Linked DNA regions of Homo sapiens: region 1 is linked to region 2. The links are chromatin loops, found by intact Hi-C in ENCODE. Cell type or tissue: GM12878. All regions are shown on one strand.

Region 1 (8,000 bases), 600 kb after region 2:
TCCATCACCATCAGGGTGAATAGGAGATGATCAGAGTACTCTGTGTTGAACCCAAGACTTCCACTCTGCAATTTTCTTTCTCTCTAACTCATGACTTACAGAAAAATGTGTTTGGAGTTTCTATAATCCCAGCCACTCCCACTTTCTACACTGAATCTTTGGGCAAATGGCTGCTTCTCAGGTAGACTTTAAGCTCCAGTCCATTAATTCCTTAAACTTTGGTCCACTAGCTCTTAGTCCTGGATGTACATTACAGCCACCTGGGGGACTCTCAAAATATTCCAGTGCTGATGTTTCCTTGACAAATTAAGTCAGAATATCTGGAGGTGGGTGGAGCCAAAATGATTCTAGTGATTTGGGGCAAGAATCATTGAGTTTCTTCACAGGCCCTCTGCTTGCTGGGAGGATGTGGAGTCTTTTTGTAAGGTTGAGGTGGACATGGGATGTGGGGTAAGAGTTGGGGAATGTGTCTTCAGGAATCCTCTTCCTATCTTCCTATCTCTGATTTAAGGTGTCAACTCCAGGCTCCCAGTATTCTTGGTTATATGGTTTGGCTCTGTGTCCCTACCCAAATCTCATCTCAAATTATAAACCCCACATGTCAAAGGAGGGACCCGTAATCCCCATGTGTTGAGGGAGAGAGGTGATTGGATCATGGGGGCGTTTTCCCCCATGCTCTTGTGATAGTGAGTGAGATCTCACAAGATCTGATGGTTTTATACATGTTTGGAAGTTCCTCCTTCATGCTTCTCTCTCCTGCCACCTTGTGAAGAAGGTGCTTGCTTCCCCTTAGCCTTCTACCATGATTGTAAGTTTCCCGAGGTCTTCCCAGCTATGCAGAACTGTGAGTCAATTAAACCTCTTTCCTTTGTAAACTACCGAGTCTCAGAGAAGTTCTTTATAGCAGTGTGAAAATAGACAATTACACTTGACCTTGACTATTGGTTTTGAAAGCCAAGATTTCCATCCTGCCACATCCCAAGAGTTAGAAAGTAAGAAATAAAGAAATAAAGAGAGAGAAAGTTTTTTTGTCATATCAAATGTTATAAAGAAAAACAGGAAGTCCATGCAGAAATTCAACTGACTTTTCTTTTTCTTTTTCTTTTTCTTTTTTTTTTTTGAGATGGAGTTTCACTCTTGTTGCCCAGGCTGGAGTGCAATGGCATGATCTCGGCTCACCGCAACTTCTGCCTCCCATGTTCAAGTGATTCTCCTGACTTAGCCTCCCAAGGAGCTGGGATTACAGGCGTGAACCACCACACCCGGCTAATTTTGTATTCTTCGTAGAGATGGGGTTTCTCCACGTTGGTCACGCTGGTCTCGAACTCCCGACCTCAGGTTATCCACCCACCTCGGCCTCCGAAAGTGCTGGGATTATACGTGTGACCACTGCGCCCGGCCCTCTTTTGCTTTTTTAATGGCCAGCCTTCATTTTTTATTTAGTGTAGAACAATTATGTGCAACCATCACTACAGCCAATTTTAGAACATTTTCACTAATTCAAAAAGAAACCTGCACCCCTCAGCCATCAACCCCTAGGCCCCATCCACCCTCCAGCCCCAAGCAACTACTCACCTACTTTCTATCTCCATGAATATGCCTATTCTGGATATTTTATATAAATGGAATCATATAATGTGTGGTCCTTTGTTACTGGCTTCTTTTACTTAACATGTTTCCAATGTTCATCCATGTTGTAGCATATATTGTACTTCATTCCTTTCTCTGGGCAAATAAGAGTTCCTTGTATGGATATACTGCATTTTGTTTATCGTTAATCAGTTGATGGATATTGTATTAATCTGTTCTCATGCTGCTAATAAAGACATACCCAGGCTGGCTAATTTATAAATGAAAGAGATTTAATGGATTCACAGTTCCATATGGTTGGGGAGGCCTCATAATTATGGTGGAAAGTGAAAGAGGAGGAAAGTCACGTCTTATATGGTGGCAGGCAAGAGAGTGTGTGCAGGGGAACTCCCCTTTATAAAACCATCAGATCTCATGAGACTTATTCACTATCACGAGAACAGCACAAGAAAGAACCCCTCAACACGATTCAATTACTTTCCATTGAGTCCCTCCCATGACACATGGGAATTATAGGAGCTACAATTCAAGATGAGATTTGGATGAGGACACAGCCAATCCATATCAGATATCTAGGTTGTCTCTATTTTTTGGCTATTAAAAATAATACTGCTCTAAATATTCATGTACACGTTTTTTGTGAGCCCCTATGCTTTCATTTCTCTTTGGTATATCCTAGCAGTAGAATTTCTAGGTCATGTGGCAATTCTGTGTTCAACTTTTTAAGGAACTGCCAGATTGTTTTCCAAAGTGACTGCCCCACTTAAACATTCCTTCTAGGAGTGAATTTGGGTCCAATTTCTCCACATGCTCTCCAGCACTTTTTATTATCTTTGACTTTCTTTTTTAAGACTCTCTAATCTGGGCAGAGGCTCTCCCTAAGGGTAGTGGCTGTATCTGTTGCTGTTGAAATGGTGGTGTAAGGGTAATGGTGGTATATGTATAATGGTGAGAAGAAACATATTAATATCTCAAAATTTTATCCTACTATTTTGGTAAAGACCTCCTTATTTTATCAACTCATTCCTCATGAAGCAGTAAGAGCTATGTCGGTGCTGTGGGAAACAGACAGAGGAGCTGTGACTTCTACCCAGGAGATGTGGAGGCAAGGCTATCTGCATTCTACTGTTAAAGCAAACTAAACATGGCCTGAGAAGGACTCCATACTCCATACTTCTATATTTGAGTCCTTGTGAACGAACTGCAACCTAACTTAATAGGTAGACAAAATTAAAACCCTAACGTAGAAGTATGCCCTGTAACAATAGCTGAATCTTGGCCTAATCCCAGCAGCCGTACCTCAACCACTCATACACTGCTGAGTGCTCAAACTGTGTTCAAATAAGGCAAATGCCGAGCTGTAACCAATCCAGCTGTTTCTGTACCTCACCTGAGATTTCTGTACTTCACTTCCCTTTTTTGTCTATAAATTTGTTCTAACCATGAGATATCCCTGGAGTCTCTGACTCTGCTGTGATTCTGGGGGCTGCCCGATCCACAAATCATTCATTACTCAATTAAACTCCTTTAAATTTAATTCGGCCAAAGTTTTTCTTTTAACACTACCTTCTCAGAGATCCCTGCATCCCATTCATTCCACCCTAGCTGGTGGGAGACTTACTATTCTGGTCAGCAGAGGAAGGATGACAGAATTCATTCATTCATTCTTTCTTTTTTAACAGGTAAAGTAAAAGATGGCTCAACCAAAGAGGACAGGCCTTATAAGATCTTTTTCAGAGATCTCTTTCTTGTCAAAGAAAATGAAATGGCAGCAAAGGAAACGGTAAAGTTTAATTAAAATCACAACCCCAATTAATGTTAGAATCATATCCACTTACCTATTGCTCTTATGAACTTTGCTGGGCTGAGACATGGAGTCAACTAGACGCAGATGGTGTGTGCCCCACACCATGATGGGGAGACAGTGTGAACACAAACGACAGAAAAACATCCAGCTGACAGTAGGCAGCACAAAGATCGCCACCTAACGGAGGAAGAGAGATATACCACTGCAGTCCAGTAGGACACGTATGGTACACTGTCCTTCATTGATTCCAACACACACATCTCCACATTTTTTACATTTCTGAAATTGGTACCTAGCTTACATAGATGGGATGTCATACATCACTGGCCCTGCATAAAATAATAGCACATCTTACAATAAGTGGCATCTCAGAGTGGAGGAAATACAGTAACAGAGGCGTGCCAAAGAAATATAGAGAAAGGGGTGTTCATCTTTGTTGATGAGAAGATGGAAAAAAGGCTGTTAGTGGTGAGGAGATAAAAGGAGGTGGGTCTTCAAGAATCAGATATGGATAAGACAATGCATATGTGTGTGCTGGGGAAGGAAGAAGGGATGAAAGTAGAGGAGGGGGTGTTGTTTTCAAATTTTGTGGTATGAAGCTAGATCAATGATAAGGCTGATTTTCCCACTGTGCCTTGCAGAGTTAATCTCACCACTGCTGTGGTCATCACACCTACATCGCCTGGTTCACATTTCAGTAGATTTACTTTCTTTCTTTCCAGAGGTAAAAGTTGATTACAGGACTTTGTCTACCCTAATTAAGATAAGGAAATTATCTAGAAATGCTCAACAACAGATTCATCTGTATGCGATGGTTCCTCAGCAAGTGTTGTATGGTTTTGTGGAACATACTTAAAATTAAATTGAGAGAAGATGAATGAAATCACAAGCCTAATTTTTAAATATCTACTGGGGAGATCCCTTTCCTCTCAAGTTTTAATTCCACAGAACCAACACTTAGAATTTCCTTTTTTTTTTTTTTTTTGACAGTCTTGCTCTGTCACCCAGGCTGGAGTGCGGTGGTGTGATCTCGGCTCACTGCCACCTTTACCACCAGGTTCAAGTGATTCTTGTGCCTCAGCCTCCTGAGTAGCTGTGACTACAGGCACCCGTCACCACGCCCGGCTAATTTTTGTATTTTTAGTAGAGAGGGGTTTCTCCATCTTGATCAGGCTGGTCTTGAACTCCTGACCTCAGGTGATCTGCCCGCCTTGGACTCCCAAAGCACCAGGATTACAGACATGAGCTACCGCACCCAGCCCGGAATTTCCAAATTTTAACTGCATTTTGAGCAAGACTAAATTGTGAAAATGAAGCTGAGAGGACATTTTCCAGTCTTGTATTTGTGATGTACATATTTAATAAAAGTTAAATGATCTCAGCTTCATATGAGAAGGAAACTAAAACAACACACATTCCTTCAAAGAGAAGAACCTGGGGTTGTTTTTTTAATGTTAAGATTTTTGTTGCAAATGTTATTTTTATATATAATCACTAATTTTAAGATAACATACTTTGGTATATTAAAAATTCTTTTCAACTTTTCCACTTGGGCAGGAAAAATTTATGAACCGTAACATGAAAGTCTACCAGAAAACTACTTTTTCATCCAGAATGAAGAGTCATTCATACCTGAGCCAACTAGCTTTCTACCCTAAAAGGAGTGGTAGGTCATTTGAAAAGTTTGGGCCAGGTCCTGCTCCGATTCCTAGATTAATAGAAGGTGAGTCTAAATTACTCTTTAAGAACATCATTTTGAATATTTACTATTAATGTCAGGTTTGGGAGCTTTGTTGGAGGGTGATTAAAACAGACAGTATGCTCTCTTATAATGGTAGGGAGTCTTAGTACATGGGGATTGAGAGTTAGGAGAAATTCTATGTTAAATAAGAAAACATACTTTTCCAAGATGACTGTTACTCATTTTCATAACCGTCCTCCCAGGAGGACAGTTACTGCCAAAAGAATGTAGTATTAAAGTTTGCAAAAGCGGATAAAATGTAAAGGTAATAGCTCTGGCCATTCATACTCAGTTCTAGATGTCAAACTTAGAAGTTTCTAAAGATAAAAAAGCCTTGATATCCAAGCCAAAGAACTCATGCATCCAGAATGAGGAAGCTAATAAAATTAAATGAGCTTACCTAATGTTGCAAATACCTAATCTGGTTTTAGTGACCTTTGGAGGCAACATATTAAAATACTATAAGATGATCATTACTACTCAACAAAAGAAGGCAATCTGATTATCAAAAATGACAAGTAGGGGGTATCCTACTTGTCAAACCAAGTAGTGCCTATAGATGAGATAGAAAGTACTTTGAAGTTAATGAAAATAAAGTGATTAATGCTAGGATGATGGAGTCTAAAATCTTCCCCCAAAATGAATGTTTTCCAAATTGTTAAATTAAAAAGTTTAAAATAAGAAGGGAAAAAAGGAAGGAAGGAAGGAAGGAAGGAAGGAAGGAAGGAAGGCAGGCAGGCAACTTAAAAAAATTTTCTCTGGATCCCAAAGCCCATGCACTTTCTCAAACTGTAAAAAAATTTTTCAGAGAACAAGCAAACCACTTAGGGAAGGGCTTTGGAGTCAATAATTAATGTAGGAAAAGGAAGCCATGTTAACTTATTCAGAAGAGCTTCCAAGTGCATATATAATTGTATGTAAAAGCAGCAAATGATAGGCAGCAAGGTGATGCCAGGGACTGTACCACAAGTTCTAGGGCATATCTACGTTCAATCACATGCCTCATAGTTCGCCTCCGTAGAGTGGTAAACCTTAGGTCATCAAGAGCATTTACAATTACATGTGATATGTTTTAGAAAGAGTTCTACACCAAGTGGCTGGTTTAAAATACCCAGGACACTCCAGCAGTTCTTAAATAACTCAGAAGTATGGCTTTGCAGATGACCCCATTCAACAGCATTGCTATTTAACAGAGAAGTTACCGGTCTCTTAAAAGTAGGTGTCTTGGATGAATTTTGGGTACAAAGGAAAAACAAAGTAAATGGCATAGGGTCAACTCTTCAAAAGGAAACAGTAAAATTGTTTGGCATTATCCAAGGCAATTTGGGCTCTGTCAGCAATGGAAACCAGATTGTCAGTTTCTGCCAATTGCACAGATAAGCAATTTGGACATTTTAACTTAAAATATAGAAGTCACCCTCAGACTGTATTTCCAATCAGGAGCTGATTTGAGTGAAAACCTTACTCCTCAAACTTGCATCCCCTGCCTGAATCCTGATTGAAAACAAACCTACATGAAAGCAAAATGAGCAAGCAACCACACGCTGGGAGGTTAGGTGACTTTAATTTTTTGTGTATGCAGTAAGTGGCAAACTGCTCGGTGCCCATCAAAGAAATCACATGCACAACTAAGTGTCAGAGACAGATCAGTCTGCCTACATGAGAGAAGTGCCATTTCCATCTTCGCACAGCGAGCAGCCTGACTCTGGTTTTGCTCTCAAAGCACAACACCTGGGATAGTTGCAGGACTCTCTGTTGCAGTATTCTATGTCCTCAGATCTCTCAAGCTGGTCTTTACATCCCCAGAGAGTGGTGGAGGTGCCCTCAGGTCTAGGAATGTTAATGCTTTGGGAGGGCTTTATTAATTCATGGCCTCTTGGTTCAAAGATCTGCCTGATAGCTAGAATAGCCAAAATGGGAAACTCACTATAACGAGTCTACTTAGAGTTGAAGAATAAAATTCTATCAACTCAGCCAGAGAGTACCATGTCAAAGTAAGCTGAAATGGTGAATATGGCTCTAAGATTTAGTAAGTTGACAGCACAGGATTTTTTTGGATATTGAAGTTTATTTTCAATTTGGCTGACCCATCAGAAATGATCAAATGAAAGCTACAGTAAGCACTTTCATTCTTTTCTTCTATTAAAAATGTTTGAGTAAATTGAACCTGAATCTAATCAAATAAATATGAGGATTGAAGACCATGTTAGATAACACCATGAGGATACAATATGTCAGATCCATTATATGGGAAATTCTACAGAGAAATTGACCTCGTTTCTTGAACAAATGAATGGCTTGGGAAAAAAAAAAGTGTGTGTAGGGTATAGGGTGTGAGGAGCGGGGGTGGCTATTATAGATTTAAAAGAGACTTTAGGATCCTTACCATAAAATATTTAGATTTTAATTTTTAAAATTCCAAAAAGGTATTTTTAAGACAACTGGGAAGATTTGAATGCAGACTGTGTGTAAAACGACACTAAGGAATAGTTCATTTTGTTAGGGGTGATGGTGGTTTTATGGTTATGATTTAAAACTTTTTATCTGCTAGAGTTTCATATTAAAGTATTTATGGGTGAAATGATACAAAGGCTTGAATTTGTTTTGAAATACTCCAGTGACGGAGACATTAAGGAGGGTGGCAATAAATGAGACAAGATTGGTAAAATGTTGATAATGTTGAAGTAGGTGACAGGTACACAGGGAACATTATATGGCTCTTTACTTTTATGAATGTCAGTGATTCCCATAATATAAAGTATTTCTGTTTTGTTTTGTTTTGTTTTTGAGACGGAGTCTTTCTCTGTCACCTGGGCTGGAGTGCAGTGGCGCAGTCTTGGCTTACTGCAAAATCTGTCTCCA
Region 2 (8,000 bases):
AGACAAGAGTGTACATACTAAGTGATAAGGAACACAAAACTAAACGAGGAGGGAAGGTGGCTTGTATTCAAGAGCAAAGTGAGGATGGAAAGACAACAGATAGAAGTTTTTGAGATCTATTGCACAGCATGGTGATCATAGTTAACAATAACGTATTGCATATTTCAAAATTACTAGTAAATAGATTTTAAGTGTTCTCACTACAAGAAAAAGGTATGTGAGAAGATGAATATGTTAATTAGCTTAATCATTCCACAGTGCATACATTCAACAAAACATCACATTGTACCTCATAAGTATATACAATTATTATTTGTCATTTAAAAATAAAAATCTTAATTTTTAAAATTCCAAAAATCTTACTCAGAAATGGAGCAAAGAAGGTGAAAATGAATAGAGAATAAAGGAGAGAGCAGAAAGGAGGGTGAGAGAGAAAAACAATGGAAAAGCCAAGCCAATTTGTGCAAATAAAGCTGAACTTTTGTCTTTTCTTCATTTCAATTCTTTGGTTGGGTTTTGTTTTTCCCCTGGCAGGCATCTAAGGAAGAAAATGCTGGATACGCTCTATTTTAAAATATTGGGCCTGGACACAGTGGCTCACGCCTGTAATCCTAGCATTTTGAGAAGCCAAAGCAGGCAGATCACCTGAGGTCAGGAGTTCGAAATCAGCCTGATCAACATGGCAAAACCCTGTCTCTACTAAAAATACAAAAATTAGCCGGGCATGGTGGCGCATGCCTGTAATCCCAGCTACCCAGGAGGCTGAGGCAGGAGAATCGCTTGAACCTGGGAGGTGGACGTTGCAGTGAGCCGAGATCACATCACTGCACTCCAGCCTGGGCAACAAAGCCAGATTCCATCTCAAAAAAAAAAAAAACTCGACTCCTCAGAGTTAAAAAGCAGCATACCTCTCCGTGAATCCCGGCATGGCAGTCATAGCAGCACTGGCAAACAGCTGTGTAGAGAGTAGCGCGCCATGTCAAGTACCTGAGTGACAGGAGCGGGACCAAGGACTCCATACACATGCTGGCCCACAGGAGATACTCTAAGGCCTGCAAAATAAAGGGCACCATTGGATTTGTTTTCATTTGAAGTTAATAATGATAATTGTATTAAATATAATCAAATTCTAAGTTGTGAGCACAAGTTGCTGATTACTCAAACCAAAAATACCATAAATAACGTGTCAAGAAGAAACAAGCATTTAAAAAGTAAAAGATAATTTAAAAGCTCAAAATCTCAAGCCATTTTGGAAGACATCCTAAAATGTCTTTTTTGTTTGTTTATTTGTTTTTAGACAGAGTCTTGCTCTGTCACCCAGGCTGGAGTGCAATGGCACAATCGCAGCTTACTGCAACCTCCGCCCCCTGGGTTCAATTGATTCTCATGCCTCAGCCTCCTAAGTAACTGGAACTACAGGTGTGCACCACCACACCTGGCTAATTTTTCTATTTTAGTAGAGAGGGGGTTTTACCACGTTGACCAAGCTGGTCTTGAACTCCTGACCTCAAGTGATCCACCCGCCTCGGCCTCCCAAACTGCTGGAATTACAGGCATGAGCCACTGCACCCGGCCTGTCTTGTCTTATTATAAGCCTCTCTGCTCATTTTTATTAACATTTACCATGTCAACAGTAGTCTAGGAATTAACTCCAATGATACAATTGTTATTTGTTGGCCTGGAACCAGTATATGATTCTGAAGATTAGCTGGTATAGGAGGTAAGGAAAATGAAAAAGGCTTACAGCCTGGGGCCTGTGATGCTTAGTAGAAATGGTCCAAGATTAGAATCAAATAAACCTGGATTTTGGTCCCAATTTTACCACCTAGTGGCTGGATCATTTTACCTCTTTACGCCTCAATTTTCTCATCTGTAAAATGGGTATTTTTTCACATTACAATAGTGCTGTTATGGAGAAAGTGACAACGTACATGACATGCTAGGAAAATACTTCCATAATCTAAAATAAAATCCACCTTAATATACCTCCAGTGCATTGGTCCTCATGTCTTCCAGAACAGCACAAAGCAATCCAGAACTCACTTCTAAATTACAGCCATCCAGAAATCTAAAAACATTTATGTAGCCTGCCCTCTCCCTCAGCTCTCTCGTCCAGGGTAAATATCCCCAAGCACTTCCATCCCTCACGGAACTGCACTGCCCTTCTCCACCATGATTGGCCTTCTGTGGCTTTACCCCAGGTTGCCAGCATCCTTTCAGGGTGTATGGCTAGACCACAGTACAGTGAATGCTTTCAGTCCCTGGTTGTGGACACTGTACCTCTTCTAAATTAGACTAAGGTTGATTCCTTGCTGTTTTTGTTGTTGCTGTCATTGCTATTGTTGTGAACTTTGTGAACTGATATGAAATTAATCATATCACCAAAAACCCTCGAATTTTTCTCACATTTGCTGCTCCCTAACAATCTCTATTTCAGATTTTTGCATTTAGATTGTTGTGGTTTGGGTTGGGTGGTATATGATTAAGCCATGCCTAAATTTCCCCTTTAAATTCACATCTTTCTAAAATCCTTCAGGACTCCTGGTATTAGAAATTTCACATTTCAAAATGAAAATAGCTTCAGTTAACAATTGTTCACATTGTATTTGATTTGCTATGGAAAATCAAAGTTTTTTGTGCCAGAAGAGATCTTAAAAGTAACCTAGCTTGACTCCATGAGGCTAAACTCACTCTAATCAAAAGAGCTGGGGCTGAAACTCAGGTCTTTGAACTCCCAAATGCAGTGTTCTTTCCACTACACAGAGGAGCCCTGACAAAGGGGAGAAGCTCACCATAAACCACTTAGGGTTATGAAAAACCATCTTTCAAGTTTAAACAGGAAAAGCCATTTTCAAAATATGACTCAATTTGTAGCATTTTTTTCTTACCCTTAAAAGCTACAAATAATTGTTTCTATTAATTAAAAAATTTAATAGGATACATCAGGACTATTCTCTTCATGGAAAAAAAAAAAAAAACTTTAAAAAGTCAAATGATATCCATATCTAAAACATGGCCCCAGTAAGAGCATGTTGCAGGTGTTGAGCAGGAAATATACATACGATTAAATCAGCTCAGCCACAGGATGGCGCTGCAGCCTCATTTATATCAGCTTACACCATTTAAAGAAAATGACAAGCAATTTCAAAGTTAGGACTTAAAGTTTGTGTAATGGTACGTGAAATAATTTGACAGTAACTGTTCAAGCCACATACGTTGTCAAACCATTTCAGTTTCATAGTAAAATGAAACAGAAATCAATCGTTTCTTAGAATGAACAGATTCTAGATGTATTCTTTAATGTTTGCTGAGTACTATACTACAGTTTTAAATGCCACCAAAGAAGCTAAATTATTCCATAAACAAAAGCAAAATGGTCATATGTCTTCAGGGAAAGAGGTTTCAGAAGTCCGACCGCCCTCTATTCCCTAAGCTTATGCTGGTGACCTGCTGCAGCACTAAATTAGGTGTTTCTCACCTACGGAAGAGCCCCTGGTTAGTTTTGGTTTTCAGGATGTCTTTAGGAAGATAGGGTTATATCAGAAAATATCAACCCCTTCCCTGCAGCTTCTCCATTTGAGTATGTAAACCAAAATAGAATGGGTCATGACGGGATTCTATTTAGTCAACAGACATGCATTATTCTAATGGTACAGAGTGACACTGCCCCTGGTCTCAGCACATCTCTGACTAGATGTGTGACCCTAAGCAAAGTAACTTTTCCCAGCCTCAGCTTCCTTATCTATTATATAAGATAGAGGTAATGGCCGGACGCAGTGGCTCACACCTGTAATCCCAGCACTTTGGGAGGCCGAGGCGGGTGGATCACGAGGTCAGGAGATCAAGACCATCCTGGCTAACAAGGTGAAACCCTGTCTCTACTAAAAATACAAAAAATTAGCCAGGCATTGGGGCGGGTGCCTGTAGTCCCAGCTACTCAGGAGGCTGAGGCAGAAGAATGGCGTGAACCCGGGAGGTGGAGCTTGCAGTGAGCCAAGACCGCGCCACTGCACTCCAGCCTGGGCGACAGAGCGAGACTCCATATCAAAAAAAAAAAAAAAAAAAAACATAGAGGTAATGACAGCACCTTTCTCAAAGTGGTGGTGTGAAGATTAAATGAGATGACAAATGAAAGTGCTTACAAGCATACTTGATGACGGTAGGCATTCATTCAATCAATGTTAATGATGATGATGCTAGTGCCCACCTCATAAGCCTTTCACAGGACCTAGCACATGGTATAGATTCAATAATAACAAAAGCTAGCCATCATGCCTAGATCCTATAAAAACGGGAGTTTAGACAGCATGAGGAGCCCAGGTCTATTTCTCCTTCCGTCTTAGGCTATAACATACTTGAACTCTGAAGTCACTACAGTATTCAAAGCCCTCAGACCCAGGACATCTCACACACGGTGGGACCTCCAAAGACTTGTCTCCATTAAATGGACCCATCAAATCCATTTTTAGCCTCAGCTCAGGAATCAATTTACCAACTGGAGGTTTGGGAATTACTGGTGAAAATTATTAATTTCCTTGAAACAGAAAGAATGTCATTCAGATCTTCAGGTGCCAAATGTACAACCACCCACCCCTCCCCCAAAATTATTGCATCCCTCACCTCCCATCCCCATCCCACAAGACTGGCACCACAGAACTATACTCATTTTGGGCCAGGCACCGTGGCTCACGCCTGTAATCCCAGCATTTTGGAAGGCTTGAGGCGGGAAGATCACTGGAGGTCAGGAGTTCGAGACCAGCCTAGCCAATATGATGAAACCCCATCTCTACTAAAAATACAAAAAATTAGCCTGGCATGGTGGTGGGTGCCTGTAATCCCAGCTACTCAGGGGGCTGTGGCAGGAGAATCACTTGAACCCAGGAGGCAGAGCTTGCAGTGAGCTAAGACGGCGCCACTGCACCCAGCCTGGGCAACAGAGCAACACTCAGTCTCAAAAAAAAAAAAAAAAGAACTATACTCATTTTAGTGTCATTTTACAGGCGATTTAAGTTTTGAAATATAATGAACAAAAGAATAATTTTAGTGGCAAAATTTATGTACCCTGTGCTTTTATTAATTCATATAAAATATTATCGGTTCCCATGGTTTCCTTATGGTTGAAAAACTGAAGATTTATCTCCTAATAAGATTAGAATACCTATTTAATCAGCATGGCAAAATACTCAACTATCCTTATTTTATCAGAGACAAACTCAAGGTATATGAGGCAGAGAAGAAATGTCTTACAAAGGTTATGAATAAGAAATTATTTTAAGATGACTGTCACTTTAAAATTCTCTCAGTGTTAACAAGCACAAACACTAACAGTCAAATGTCGGCACAGACATTTCTGCCCTTCAAAGCTTTGGCAGCAAGCACTGCAGCAGACCAAACTATGATGGTCCTGTGAAGCCATGTTTGTTGTTGTTACACCAAGCGCAACCAGAGTATGCAAATTCTCTTTAGGAAATCATCTGGAACTGAATGTAGCATCATTGCAGTAGTCTGCGGGCCAAGTTTACATTAGGCCTGGGAGAGTCCCCCCTCAATTTAATTCACACTCAGAAAGCTGGCACAGAGCTTCTTCAAGTCACTGTCTGTCATAGAGTTTTTTAATTTGAGAAGCAAAACAGAGAGAGAACACATAATTAATGTTATCCATTGAGCATGCAAATTTCTTTACTTCCATTTTTATTTTTCAGATGTTGTCAACTTTTAAGATACTTGGCTATGCTTTGAGGAAATAAGAAAAAACATATCTCTCCTGAGTGTTAGAATATTCAGGGTAAGGTTCTGTATGGAATAAAGAATAAAGTAGTCATGTTTCAGATGCCAGCAACAACTCAAGCAGGGTCTCAACGGGAGTATATTCGCCCTTCTTGGCCTACATTCCAATAACTGGAAAACTAATACAGGGAATAAATATGTCTCCCGTGGACAAAAATGCTACCAACATTGTAGGGAAGTCAATAGAAGTGTCAGCAACTTCCTCAAGCTAACACTGAGCAGTGACTACTGGTAAGTAAGAATCTTATTATAAAATAAAGTCTCCTTGCCTTTGTCATGCAACTGGGTTAGAGTTTAAGTGTGCATTCACCCGATTAGCATGCAGGCCAGAAGTGGAAGCACTTCAAGCAGAATGAAATCCAAGCTCCGTATCATGACATAAAGGGGGTAACCATAGTTTATCATCCAAACCAGGACACCTTTTTTTAATTTTCTATTTTTTTTTCATTTGAGACACAGTCTTGCTCTGTCACCCAGGCTAGAGTGCAAAGTGGCACGATCTTGGCTCTCTGCAACCTCCGCCTCCCAGGCTCAAGCAATCTTCCCACCTCAGCCTCCCAAGTAGCTGGGACTACAGGCATGTGCCACCAGGTCCGGCTAATTTTTGTATTTTTTGTAAAGACGGGGTTTTGCCATGTTGGCCAGGCTGGTCTCAAACTCCTGGCCTCAAGTGATCTGCCAGTCTAGGTCTCCCGAAGTGCTGGGATTACAGGTGTAAGCTACTGCACCCGGCCCAGGCCACTTTTACTAGTAAAAGTGGGCACTACTGATAATTACTAACAGGACAACAGGCATAAACCGGGACTTTCCTGGGCAAGCCAGGACGGATGGTCACCCTACCTAAAGCTATAGCAACCAGATGGATGTTTACTATCAAGCGTGACAAGCATGACTATCTGAGAGACAGAGAATACTAACATTTTCAGGAATTTCCTTTCTTTTCATTAAATCATCTATATTTTTACATATGATCCCTATTAAAGCAAAACTAAGAATAATAAAGCTATATAATATATATTTACTAAATTTTATATTATATAATTCTCCAAATATTCCTTGTTTAACATTCAATATACTGTGTAATGAAAGCCTTAAGAAAAATAAAACAGGAAATAGAGGGGAAAATATTTTGTCAGTACATTTCATACCTTGGAAGACTGACCTATGACCATCAGTTTTCTGCAAATGGTGTAAATATAAATGGTACCTGGATGGAGAAAACGATTGTTAACATGTTTTACAGTCAAATGATAGAAATTTTATATTCCAATTTCTGTGGTTCAAGTCTGTAGTTCCCAAAACAAGTGATCTTATGAGGAAGTCTGATAATGGTATATAGAGTTATACTCATCATAATTTTTCTTGTAACTTGTAAACAAAATCATTAAAATAATTAACATGGCCGTATTTTAAATATGTTGACACAGGAATCTTCTAGTCTCATTTTACAGGCCATTTAACTTTTGAAGTATAATGAACAAAAGAATAATTCTAGTGGCATAATTTATGTACCCTGTGCTTTCATTAATTCATATAAAATATTACTGGTTCCCAGCTGTGTACAGTGGCTACGCCTGTAATCCCAGCACTTTGGGAGCCTGAGGCGGGAGGATCACGAGGTCAGGAGCTCAAGACCAGCCTGTCCAATATGGTAAAACCCCGTTTCTACTAATAATACAAAAATTAGCCGGGCGTGGTGGCATGCACCTGTAGTCCCAGCTACTTGGGAGACTGAGGGAGAAAAATCGCTTGAACCTGGGAGGCGGAGGTTGCAGTGAGCCGAGATCATGCCACTGCACTCTAGCCTGGGCGACAGAGCAAGACTCCATCTCAAATATATACATATATATATATATATATATATATATATATATATATATATATATATATAAAATTGGTTCCCATGGTTTCCTTATCATTTAAAAACTAAAGATTTATCTCCAAATAAGATCAGAATACATATTTAATCAGCATGGCAAAATACTCAACAAGGAAACTCATAATAATTTAAAAATCATAATGCATAACAGGGCACGTTATATTCACTCTCAGACTCATATAACATTTTTCCTATTATCAAGGTGTGTCCTACTAGCATTCTAGTGAAAAAATAGCATTTCCAACACCTAAGTAAGGACACATGCTTTTGTGTCAGACCATTAATTAAAAGAGGATAGAAGGCTGGAGGGAGGGTTGAAGAGAGGAGTGGGGAA

Evidence for each region. A loop is a pair of places that touch in the nucleus more often than their neighbours do. Peaks named below come from ENCODE experiments on the same cell type or tissue, not always from the same donor. Only the 100,000 strongest peaks of a DNase experiment are listed, where the experiment ranks them.
Region 1: a loop joins it to region 2, with 7 times the contacts of the local background. A loop is called at or near these places in 20 of 110 quality-filtered maps.

What each region holds. Positions count from the first base shown.
Region 1 is chr12:95,914,249-95,922,248 of GRCh38, reverse strand. CCDC38 (coiled-coil domain containing 38) reads left to right here. Exons shown (of 16, transcript NM_182496.3): 3 at 3,273-3,373; 4 at 4,955-5,120. Among named protein-coding and RNA genes, the nearest start is that of CCDC38, 24 kb to the left of the region's middle. In GM12878, a CTCF peak has its summit at 3,574; a DNase peak (open chromatin) is centred at 3,538; H3K27me3 peaks cover 159 bases.
Region 2 is chr12:96,511,980-96,519,979 of GRCh38, reverse strand. CFAP54 (cilia and flagella associated protein 54) reads right to left here. Exons shown (of 68, transcript NM_001306084.2): 5 at 6,936-6,994; 6 at 909-1,052. Among named protein-coding and RNA genes, the nearest start is that of CFAP54, 26 kb to the right of the region's middle. RefSeq lists a silencer at 3,149-3,258. In GM12878, a CTCF peak has its summit at 3,091 (motif pointing right); DNase peaks (open chromatin) are centred at 3,109 and 5,459; H3K4me3 peaks cover 635 bases; H3K27ac peaks cover 784 bases.